Regions from separate parts of the Homo sapiens genome. Here region 1 is linked to region 2. A link is a contact called in ENCODE Hi-C or POLR2A ChIA-PET data. All regions are on one chromosome and are shown on one strand. Each heading gives the region's core, a stretch centred on a gene start or an enhancer-like site at or near the end of the contact. The rest is flanking DNA. Distances are from core to core; before and after follow the strand shown. Region 1 overlaps PLOD1 (procollagen-lysine,2-oxoglutarate 5-dioxygenase 1). Region 2 holds the start of FBXO2 (F-box protein 2).

Evidence for each region. A loop is a pair of places that touch in the nucleus more often than their neighbours do. ChIA-PET counts read pairs that join two places held with the same protein, here RNA polymerase II (POLR2A). Pooled maps may share reads with other maps.
Region 1: a loop to region 2 is called in a map of OCI-LY7, with 4 times the contacts of the local background. The contact joins the enhancer-like site here to the promoter of FBXO2 in region 2. A Hi-C loop is called at or near these places in 1 of 168 maps with a recorded cell type or tissue (OCI-LY7) and 4 of 50 pooled maps. POLR2A ChIA-PET finds 5 or more read pairs at or near these places in 6 of 52 experiments (GM12878, H1, HEK293T and 3 more).

The regions. Positions count from the first base shown.
Region 1 is chr1:11,965,027-11,971,649 of GRCh38, reverse strand. PLOD1 (procollagen-lysine,2-oxoglutarate 5-dioxygenase 1) reads right to left here. Exons shown (of 19, transcript NM_000302.4): 14 at 6,057-6,170; 15 at 5,334-5,399; 16 at 4,559-4,663; 17 at 834-980. Among named protein-coding and RNA genes, the nearest start is that of MFN2, 12 kb to the left of the region's middle. RefSeq lists enhancers at 4,232-4,732, 4,733-5,233. Within about 2 kb of position 4,512, at least 2 of the 41 ENCODE cell types and tissues checked have a DNase peak (open chromatin) inside an H3K27ac peak, as active enhancers do.
Region 2 is chr1:11,653,179-11,656,649 of GRCh38, reverse strand. FBXO2 (F-box protein 2) reads left to right here and starts at 2,221. Exons shown (of 6, transcript NM_012168.6): 1 at 2,221-2,331. The coding sequence starts at 2,310. It overlaps FBXO44 (F-box protein 44), which reads right to left and starts at 1,773. Exons shown (of 6, transcript NM_033182.7): 1 at 1,698-1,773; 2 at 550-844. The coding sequence starts at 814. RefSeq lists silencers at 1,542-1,611, 1,662-1,891, 2,132-2,271.

The DNA.
Region 1 (6,623 bases), core at 3,263-5,762, 310 kb before region 2:
ATGCCTGTAATCCCAGCACTTTTGGAGGCAGAGGTGGGCGGATTACTTGAGGTCAGGAATTTGAGACCAGCCTGGCCAACATGGTGAAACCCTGTCTCTACAAAAAATACAAAAATTAGCCAGGCATGGTGGCAGGTGCCTGTAATCCCAGCTACTCATGAGGCTGAGTGAGACTCCAGCTCAGGCTAGAGGCCAACTAGCCGGCCCTAGAGTCCCAGCCCAGCACCCTGTCTTCCCACACGCTACTAGATGGAGGGGGTGTGTGCGGTGAGACCTCACTCCTGCCTGGGGACCAAATATCCAGGCCTCTCCCATAAGCTGGGATGTTCCTCCACCCGTACTCCAACCCAACCCCTTCCCCAGCCCCTCCCCTTGCCAGACTCTCCAGCCCCCACCCACCCCTGGCCCTTCCACCCAAGCCCCCCACTCCACCCTACCCCTCCCACCCCATCCCCCTGCCCCACACTGGCCTCGACCTCCCCACCAACTCCTGCCCCTTCCAGTCTCTCCACTCCCTCACCCCTGCCCCCCCGCCCCTCTAGGCTTTCCACTCCCACTCACCCCTGCCCCTCCCAGGCTCCCTACTCCTCTCCACCCCTCCCAGCTTCTCTACCACTTCCCACCCCACCCCTGCTCTTCCCAACCCCATCCCCACCCCTCAGTCCCTCTACCTCATGCCCCACCCTTGCCCCTCCCACGCTCCCCACACCCTCACTCCACCTCGGCCCCTCCCAGTTTCTCCACCTCCCACCCTACCCCCACCAGTCCCAGCCACTCCACTGACACCCCACCCAACTGTCCCCGCATCCTGGCTATGCCCCAGGCTTGCCCACCCTGGTGTAGTAGCCGGGGTAGAGCTTCTCCGTCATGGGCGCAATGTACTCCAGCAGGAATTTGTGCCACTCCCGCTCAAAGCCGATCTGGTTCATGTGGATGTCAATAGTCGGCACGTTCTCGTAGCCACCCTGGATGCGGTTGTCCTGGAGGTGACCGAGGTGAATGTTTAGGCAGAATTCTAGGATGGCCCCCAGGCTCTGTCTACTCCCCTCTCCTACACCCGGGAATGTGACCGGACCACATTACATGACAAAACTGAACAGGCTTTGCAGATACAATTAAGGCTCCTAATCAGTTGACTTTGGGTTAATCAAAAGGGAGATTATCCTGGGGGGGCCTGACCTACTAGGTGAGTCATCTGCAGAAAGACCTTATTTTTTGAGACAGGGTATCCCTCTGTTGCACAGGTAAGAGCGCAGTGGCGCAACTTCAGCTCACTGCAGCCTCAACCTTCCAGGCCTAAGTGATCCTCCCACCTCACCCTCCCGTGTAGCTGGGACTACAGGCACGCACCATCACGCCCAACTAATTTTATTTTTATTATTTTTATTTTTGTGTGTGTGTGACGGAGTCTCACTCTGTTGCCCAGGCTGGAGTGCAATGGCGTCATTTCAGCTCACTGCAACCTCCACCGCCTGAGTTCAAGTGATTCTCCTGCCTCAGCCTCCCGAGTAGCTGGGATTACAGGCGTGCGCCACCATGCCTGGCTAATTTTTTTTTTTTTTTGTATTTTTAGTAGAGATGGGGTTTCATCATGTTGGCCAGGCTGGTCTCGAACTCCTGACCTCAGGTGATCTGCCCACCTCGGCCTCCCAAAGTGCTGGGATTACAGGCGTGAGCCATGCACCCAGCCACTAATTTTATTCTTTGTAGAGATGAGGTCTCACTATGTTGCCCAGGCTGGTCTTAAACCCCTGGACTCAAGCGATCCTCCTGCCTCAGCCTCCCAAAGTGTTGGGATTATAGGCATGAACCACTGCGCCTGGCTAAAGGAGGATACTGAAGAGAGATTCTGTCTCTTGCTGGCCTTGAAGAAGCAAGTTAAGTTCTACAGCTGCAGGGGAATGAATTCTGCAACAACCAAGTGAGTTTGGAATGGAATCCTGGGCCTCAGATGAGACCCCAACCCCAGCTGACACCTCAATGACCCAGCTAAACTGGGCCCAGATTCCTGACCCACAGAAACCAGGAGATAACACACGGGTGTTATTCTGAGCCACAGTCATTTGTTACAGAGCACTGAAAACTTGTTCCAGGGCCAGAGTCAGCTGGGGTCCGAGGTCTGGCCCTGTCACTGGAGCACAAGCATCAGCCAGCCCCCAGAATGCACGGGCTAGTCCAGTTCCTGGCTTCTGGAGATCAGCTCAGCAACCAAAGCATGTGGATTAGGAAGATAACCAGAACTTCAGGTTAGTCCAGTTGCCAGGTCAGAGGTTGGCACACAGGTCCAGGGTCTCATGTGCCTTTAAAAACGGTGCCTTAAACTTGGGAACACACATTTCTGTTAAACAACTTAGAAAATGAGGCCAGGCACGGTGGCTCACGCCTGTAATCCCAGCACTTTGGGAGGCCAAGGTGGGTGGATCACCGGAGGTCAGGAGTTTCAGACCAGCCTCACAAACACGGTGAAACCCCTGTCTCTACTAAAAATACAAAAATTAGCCAGGCGTAGTGGTGGGTACCTGTAATCCTAGCTACTCAGGCGGAGGTTGCAGTGAGCTGAGATTGTGCCATTGCACTCCACCTGGGTGACGAGCAAAACTCCGTCTCAAAAAAAAAAAAAAAAAAAAAATTAGGCATGGTGGCCAGCACCTGTAATCCCAGCTACTTGTGAAGCTGAGGCAAGAGAATCACTTGAACTCAGGAGGCAGAGGTTTCAGTGAGCCGAGATCGCACCACTGCACCACTGCACCACTGCACCCCAGCCTGGGCGACAGAGCGAGGCTCCACTTCACCAAAAAAAAAAAAAAAAAGGACGTAGAAAATGAGAGGTGGGGTGCCCGGTGCGGTGGCTCATGCCTGTAATCCCACCACTTTGGGAGGCTGAGGCAGGTGGATCACAACATGAGGTCAGGAGTTCGAGACCAGCCTGACCAAAATGGTGAAACCCATCTCTACTAAATATACAAAAATTAGTCGGGCATGGTGGCAGGCGCCTGTAATCCCAGCTACTCGGGAGGCTGAGGCAAGAGAACTGCTTGAACCTGGGAGGCGGAGGTTGCAGTGAGCTGAGATGGCGCCACTGCACTCCAGCCTGGGCGACACAGCGAGACTCCATTCAAAAAAAAAAAAAAGAAAAAAGAAAATCAGAGGTGGGTTGGGGCTTGAAGTACATAGGAGATATGAATGTTGTAAAACTGTCAGGAGACGAAAAATTCCTTTCTGCAGTTTCTCTTCTGTGAAAGGGCTAAGGACAGAGTTTGCTTAGTAGGTAATGTTGCCTTTAAGTACAGTGGTGTATTTTTATTCAAGATTGTGCTCTTTTATCAAAATCCTATGGAAATAAATGTTCTGGGATCATTAAAATAAAAAAAATAAATAAAATAAAAAGGTGCCTTAGGCCAGACACGGTGGCTCACGCCTGTAATCCCAGCAATTTGGGAGGCCGAGGTGGGTAGCTTACCTGAGGCCAGGAGTTTGAGACCAGCCTGGCCAACATGGTGAAACCCAGTGTCTACTAAAAATACAAAAATTAGCCAGGGATGGTGGCACACGCCTGTAGTCCCAGCTACTGGAGAGGCTGAGGCAAGAAAACTGCTTGAACTTGGGAAAGGAAGGTTGCAGTGAGCTGAGATCATGCCACTGCACTCCAGCCTAGGTGACAGAACGAGACACTGCCTTAAAAAAAAAAAAAAAATTTACACACACACAATTAAATAAATAAAGAATACAAAGATTAGCTGGGCGTGGTGGCACACGTCTATAATCCCAGCTACTCGGCAAGCTGAGGCATGAGAATCTCTTGAACCTGGGAGGCAGAGGTTGCAATGAGCCAAGATTGCGCCACTGTACTCCAGCCTGGGCGACAGAGTGAGACTCGGTCTCTAAATTAATTAATTAATTAATTAATTAAAATAAATAAAATGAAATTGTGCCTGGTTCACAACCAGCCTGGGCAACACAGCCAGACCCCGTCTCTATTATTTAAAAAAAATATATATATATATATATAAATAAAATCTATATATATTTCTTTTTATATATATATATATATACACACACACACACATGAAAAGAAAAAAAAAAATGGTACCTGAACTTTCCAGGACAGGAACAGGTGTTGGGATTCTCACGGAGAGAACACAGGGCCTAGCACCCTCAGCAGGCCACCTGCTCCTGCTGTCTGATGAACTTGGACCCGACAGCCCTTCCTAATGCCCCTCATCCCACCTTGGCCCTTTCCTCCCCAGCTCCACCTGGGGGAAGTCTAGGGAACCAAGCTAAGCCATTCCAATAGCAAACCAGGAACTGAAAACCTAGTAGCTTACGGTCAAGGCAACTCAAAGCCACACGGTGGCAACAGCAGCTCAGGGACCAAACTCCATCTCAGGTTTCTCAATCCCTCTACTCCTACCTGCCTGCAGATACCCATGCCAGCACCCCTATGTCAAGAGTCCCAGAAAGGGTGGCCAGGCCAGCTTGCCAGAAGACCCCAGACAGTGAGCGGCACTGATGGAGAGGCAGCCTCCCTGCGGCCCCAGCCCAGGCATCAGGGTCCCACCTTGTTGTTGCCCAGAGACCACTGGCCAAAGTGCTCCATCTCCTCCACCAGCTCATCACAGGCCACCTCCGTGAAGATGGGGAACCAATAGACATCCGGGCAGGGCTGGGGAGGGCAGGGACTCAGTCAAGGGGGTCCACAGTGGCACCACAGAATCCTCCTTCCTCTTCAGGGCCACACACCCAAGCCAGGGAGCCCTCCCAGTGTCCCCGGGGAGCAGGGCCTTGTCAATCCTGGAGAGACTGAGTGGGGAGGAGGAGGCAGAGCCCAGAGACAGACTTTCCCAGCCGAGGTCACAGAGCTACCAGCGCCAAGGTCAGACAGAAACATGGGCATGGAGGGAGGGAGGGGGCAGAGGCCCCAGGCTCGGGGGAAGCAGACATTAGTGAGTGGAGAGAAGCAGCCACTCCCCGAAGTGGTCCAGGCATGGTGGGCCACAGTGGCCATCACATCCAGGATGTTTTCCTCCTTCCTGCCTGGGCCAGGTAGAGAGGCCCTGCAGACTCCCACAGCCTCCAGCAGGAAAGTGCCAACAGGTAGAGGGGCCATCCTGCCTCCCCCCACCCCCATCCCACCACCCCCCACTCCCATCCCGCCGCCCCCCCATTCCCATCCCGCCACCCCCAACTCCCATCCTGCCGCCCCCCAACTCCCATCCCTCCACCCCCAACTCCCATCCTGCTGTCCCCCACTCCCCAGGGCAAGCAGTTTCCCTTCTGTGCCCTGCCCCCTGCAGCAGGCAAGGCTGGTCCAAGAGGGTGTCCATGGCCCTTACCGTCTCCACCAGCTTCCCTGCCAGGGCTTTGGTGTAGTTCTGGTGGATGTACTTCTCCTTCCAGTCCTGTGGGAAGTGGGAAGCAGGCTAGGGTCCTCACCATTGGCTCAACTGCCAGGGATGCTCAGAGCAGACCCCTCAAAGTGGGAGTGAAGGTGTACGTGCTTGACAGAGGCAGGTGTTCACCTGCACCCACTGGGTGCGTGTGTGTTGTCTGGGTGCACAGGTGTGCCCATAGGAGGTGGTGTTTGCACATGTATGTACATGTGTGTGCTTGTGTGTATATGTCTGTGTGCAGGCATGTGCTTACACCCATCAGCTGTGAGCTCCCAACGTCTAGAAACAGTTACAACTGTCTCCCCTTCTGATCATCACAACACCCTCATGGGTAAGACAGGCTGGGACAGTATACCCATTTTGGAGCTAAGATAACTAAGGTCCCCAAAGCTGGAAGGCTCAACTAAGTCCCAGATGATGGCAGATCTAGGCCACAAACCCAGGCCTCTTGAGTCCTGGTCCCTCCTCCAATAGATGGTGTTGCCTCTCTGGACACCCTTCTCTCCCTACCCAAATCCTGCCCTATAGCCTCCTGGGGTGAAGGGAGGGTGGCAGGTGGCCTACAGGGGTCCTGGCTGTTGTAAGACTCTGAGAGGGAAGTCCCTCCGACTGCAGGATCACTGGGCCCCTTTGCTCCCAGCCCCTATGTGCCCACCCTGGCCTCACCTCGGGGTTGCTGAACACCTCCCAGAGGTCGTTGTGCAGGTGGGTGGTGCGGTAGCTGTCTAGGGAGAGCAGATGGCCAAGGGTGTGCCGGTTGGTCAGGAACATGAACACATCCTGGGGAGGACAGGCCCGGTGGAAGAGGCGCTCCCCCACCCCTCCCCTGCCCTCACCCCTCCCCTGCACGCTCCCAGACGGGCAACAGTGCAGCCTCCTCCACCCGCCGAACTGAAGTTCCCAATATCAGAGACCAAGTGCAGTCACCGCTATGTCCCCAGGGCCCAGCCCAGGCCTGACACTAAGAATGTGATCAGGGAAGTCTTCCCAGAGGACTGAACACAGAATGAAAGAAAAAATGCGTAAAAGAAAAGGAGCGTGTTCTGGTCCTGAAATGTTGGTCACAGGGGAAAACTTCATCTTGCTGCATGTTTAAAAAAAAAAAAAAAGTCACAAAAATATATGGGGTGGGGCGCAGAGACAGGGTGAGGTGTCTCTCGGGCACATCACTTGGAGTACCTTTAGGTGGAAAGTTCCGTTTTCTTTGGGCTATTCCAAAAATGTAAATAAAAT
Region 2 (3,471 bases), core at 972-3,471:
CTCTATTAAAAATACAAAAAATTAGCTGGGCGTGGTGGCGGGCACCGGTAATCCCAGCTACTCGGGAGGCTGAGGCAGGAGAATCGCTTGAACCCAGGAGGTGGAGGTTGCAGTGAGCCGAGATCGCACCATTGCACTCCAGCTTGGGCAACAGAGCGAGACTCCATCTAAAAAAAAAAAAAAAATTAGCCAGGTGTGGTGGCACATGCCTGTAATCCCAGCTACTTGGGAGGCTGAACTTGGGAGGTGGAGGTTACAGTGAGCCAAGATTGTGTCACTGTACTCCAGCCTGGGTGACAGAGTGAAACTCCGTCTCAAAAAAAAAAAAAAAAAAAAAAGAGTATAGTAAGAATAAGAAACACCACTCTTGGCCTCAGTTTGCCCATCTGAAAAATGTGTGCACTAACAGTAGCTACCTCTTTGGGTTACTGTGAGAGAAGTAAAGGTGTTAAACCATCCAAAGTACCCGGCTCATACTAAGTGCTCAATACATGTTCCTGGTGTCATGACTGTGTACTGGAGGCATGCCAGACCCGGCCTGTACCCCACCTTCAGCGCACGGGTTGTGCAGGAGGTTCCTGTGCAGGCTCCGTAAGAAGTAGAAGATCTTCCAGTCGGCCACGGGCTGGTCCCAGTCCTCAGTGATGAAGCCCTCTCGCAGGCACTTGCGTTTCCAGAGGGTCACGAGGTCGATGAGGTCCCGCCAGAGGCTGCAGACCAGGCGGCAGTTCAGCAGCAGCTGGCGGGCGGGCACGTGCGTGAACAGCTCCAGCAGGATGTTCTCGGGCAGCTCGTTGATGTTCCCCACAGCCATGGCTTGTGGCTTCTGGACACCCTCCTGTAGCTGTTGAAAAGCTATGCTGCAGGCCTCATCCCTGCTCTGCCATTTATCTCGGGAGAGCATGGTGCCTCTCCCAGCCTGTTTCCTTCTCTGTAAATGGATGCCTTACCTCCAGGGGTCACTGGGGCGGTCCAAGGAGCTTGGGACACATCAGGTACTTTAATAAAAGGTGAGCTCTGATTTTTTTCTCTGGCCTCTCACAATAGAGGTGGAAGGCACTGCCCAAGGTCAAAAATAAGGGCAGAGGGGGAAGAAGCCCGGATCTTCTTTGATTCCAGGGCCAGCCTTTTTCAGTAGGCCAGTCTTTAATGGGGATATAATGCGCAGCCGGGCAGAGCACCCCAGGCCTCCGGTGCCGTCACCATCCTCTCTCCCATCCTCAGAACATGATGGGAGGAGGAGGCTAATTATCACTGCCTCCCGCGGAGGTCCAAAGGGCTCCAGCCACCTTCTCAAGATCTCAGAGGACATGATCTCCTGCCTAGGTGGGAGTGGCAAGAGGGTGGGCGACAGGGAAGGGCCCTTCCTATCTCCCCACCCCCACTCCCACCCCCAGCCCCGCGGCTGGGCTCCGCCAGCCCCAAGTCCGCCAGCGCGCCTGCAGCCTCCCCTTCCCACGCTGTGCCTTAAAATGCCCCCCAAAGTCTGGGCTCGGACCCCTGTACATCGATGGCGACCCCAGCCCCCGTTCGCAGCCGCGCAGCGCAGCCCGGGCAAGCTCGGCGGCCTGGGCCTGGTCGGTGCCAGGCCTCCCTCGGCAACTGCGGCGCGACCCGGAACCCAGGAGCCTTCCCGGCAGCCCCCGCCCAGCCGCGCCCCCTCCCCAGCGCCCCCCGCGCCCCCTCCTGCCGGTCACCTGCGCTCGGCCGCCGCGGCACGATCCGTTGGGCCGCCCAAGCTGCACCGCCTGGACCTGCGCTTGCCTGGAAAGCGAGGCCCCGCCCCGGCCCGCCAGGCCCCGCCCCCGCGCCCCGCGCCCCGCCCCGCGCAGCGCTGGGCCAGGGACGCACCCCCACCGCGTCGTAGGAAAATTACCTGGTGTGGGGGGTGGGGCGGAAGGCACCTCCTATACTCCGACTCCGCCTGGGCCACCCGCCCCTCACCCTCGGCCTGACCCAGCCTCTCCGTGCCTCCCCTAGCCGCCTCCTCCCAGCAGTCCCCCAGGAGCGAGCTGCGAGATGCCCCAAATCGGACCCCTCCCCAGTTGGAAAAAAAACGACTCCTGACCTTTCCCAGCCTCCTCGGTCCGCTGAGGAACCCGCAGCCCCGGGCCTCGAGCAGACTGCTGGGACTGCGGGGCGGCCGGGCGCGGGGCCAGAGGCGGGGCGGGGCGGGTCGGGTCGGGGGCCTTTAAGAGGCGCGGTCGCCGGGACCGACACAGACGCGGACAGCGCCGGGACTCGCCGCCCCGGGACTCGCGCAGCCCGCAGCGCTCCGGCTCCTCCTCTCGCGACCGCCCTCCGCAGCGATGGACGGAGACGGTGACCCAGGTAGCCGACGCCTGGACCGCTCGCTGCGGCGGGGAGGGGAGATGGGGTCGGCGGGCGAGCGCTGCACAGAGGGGCGTCAGAGAGCGAGGGGACCCGGAGACCTGGCGCGGCAAACTTTCACGCCAGCGAAGCCCTAGAGGCGGTCTCCAAAGAGCACGTCTCTCTGCTATCTTGGTCTGGCGGGAGGCCTTGAGAGGCGACTGGCAAGGAGAGAGAACTCCTGGGTCCCATTTAGCCAGGAAGTAGCACCAGAGGACCCCCACATTCCCGCCTCCCAGCTTCCTGAGGGTCTGTCTGGCGGGGGCCTGGGATGCGTCTGGGAGGGAGGCTGCGAGCCTTTTCTTTCATCAGCTCTTCCAGCTCTGGGCCTTGGGCCGTCTGAATCCCCGTGGGTTCCTTGGGGTCCCAGGCCTGGCCTCACCTATTCCTGCCTTCCTCCTGAGCTCCCTTGTCTGGAGGGGCTGCCCCTCCCCGGGGTGGTGAGATGCCCAGTGGGGACCCGACTAGCGGTGAGGGAGCGTTGGGGGCAGCTTTGGCTGGTGCTCAGGGCCTTCCCAGGCTGCCCAGTCATCCTCTCTGGCACCCAAGACCCCTCACCCCCATCCCTCCAACTCCCTGCGGGGCCTGCAGGGGTTGCCTGCTGAGTCAGGATGGAAACAAGACCTGCCTGCAGACAGCCCTCACTCTTTCCTCATCAGGTCCAGCTGGGGATGGGCATTGCTTGGGTTAGGCGGTGGCAAACAGACTGATGAAAGCTCAGGCCCCCCCTCACCCCCCATTCCCCCGCCTCCAGCCCTGAAAATTCCAGCTCTCGCAGCCCTTGCTCCCAATCCACGGCCTTCTGGCCACACCCTCTGTAGGGCTCCAGAACTGGCTCCTGCTTTTTCCCAGGGATCAGCTATACCCTGGACTCTGGGGCCCACTCCAGGTGAGTGAGTCAGCCTCGCAGGCAGGCAGCTTCCAGGGGCCAGATAACTTTCCGCCGGCAACAATGTGGGGAGTTGTGTGTGTAAGAGAGAGGGTGGGGGGAGCTGTAATTGGATCTGGGGCCTCGAGTGCCAGGCCCCGGGGCCAGAAGAGGGGACTGGGTGAGGTGCACCTTTCGGGGAGCATCAGGTGTCCGATGGGGCCAGGGCCGGA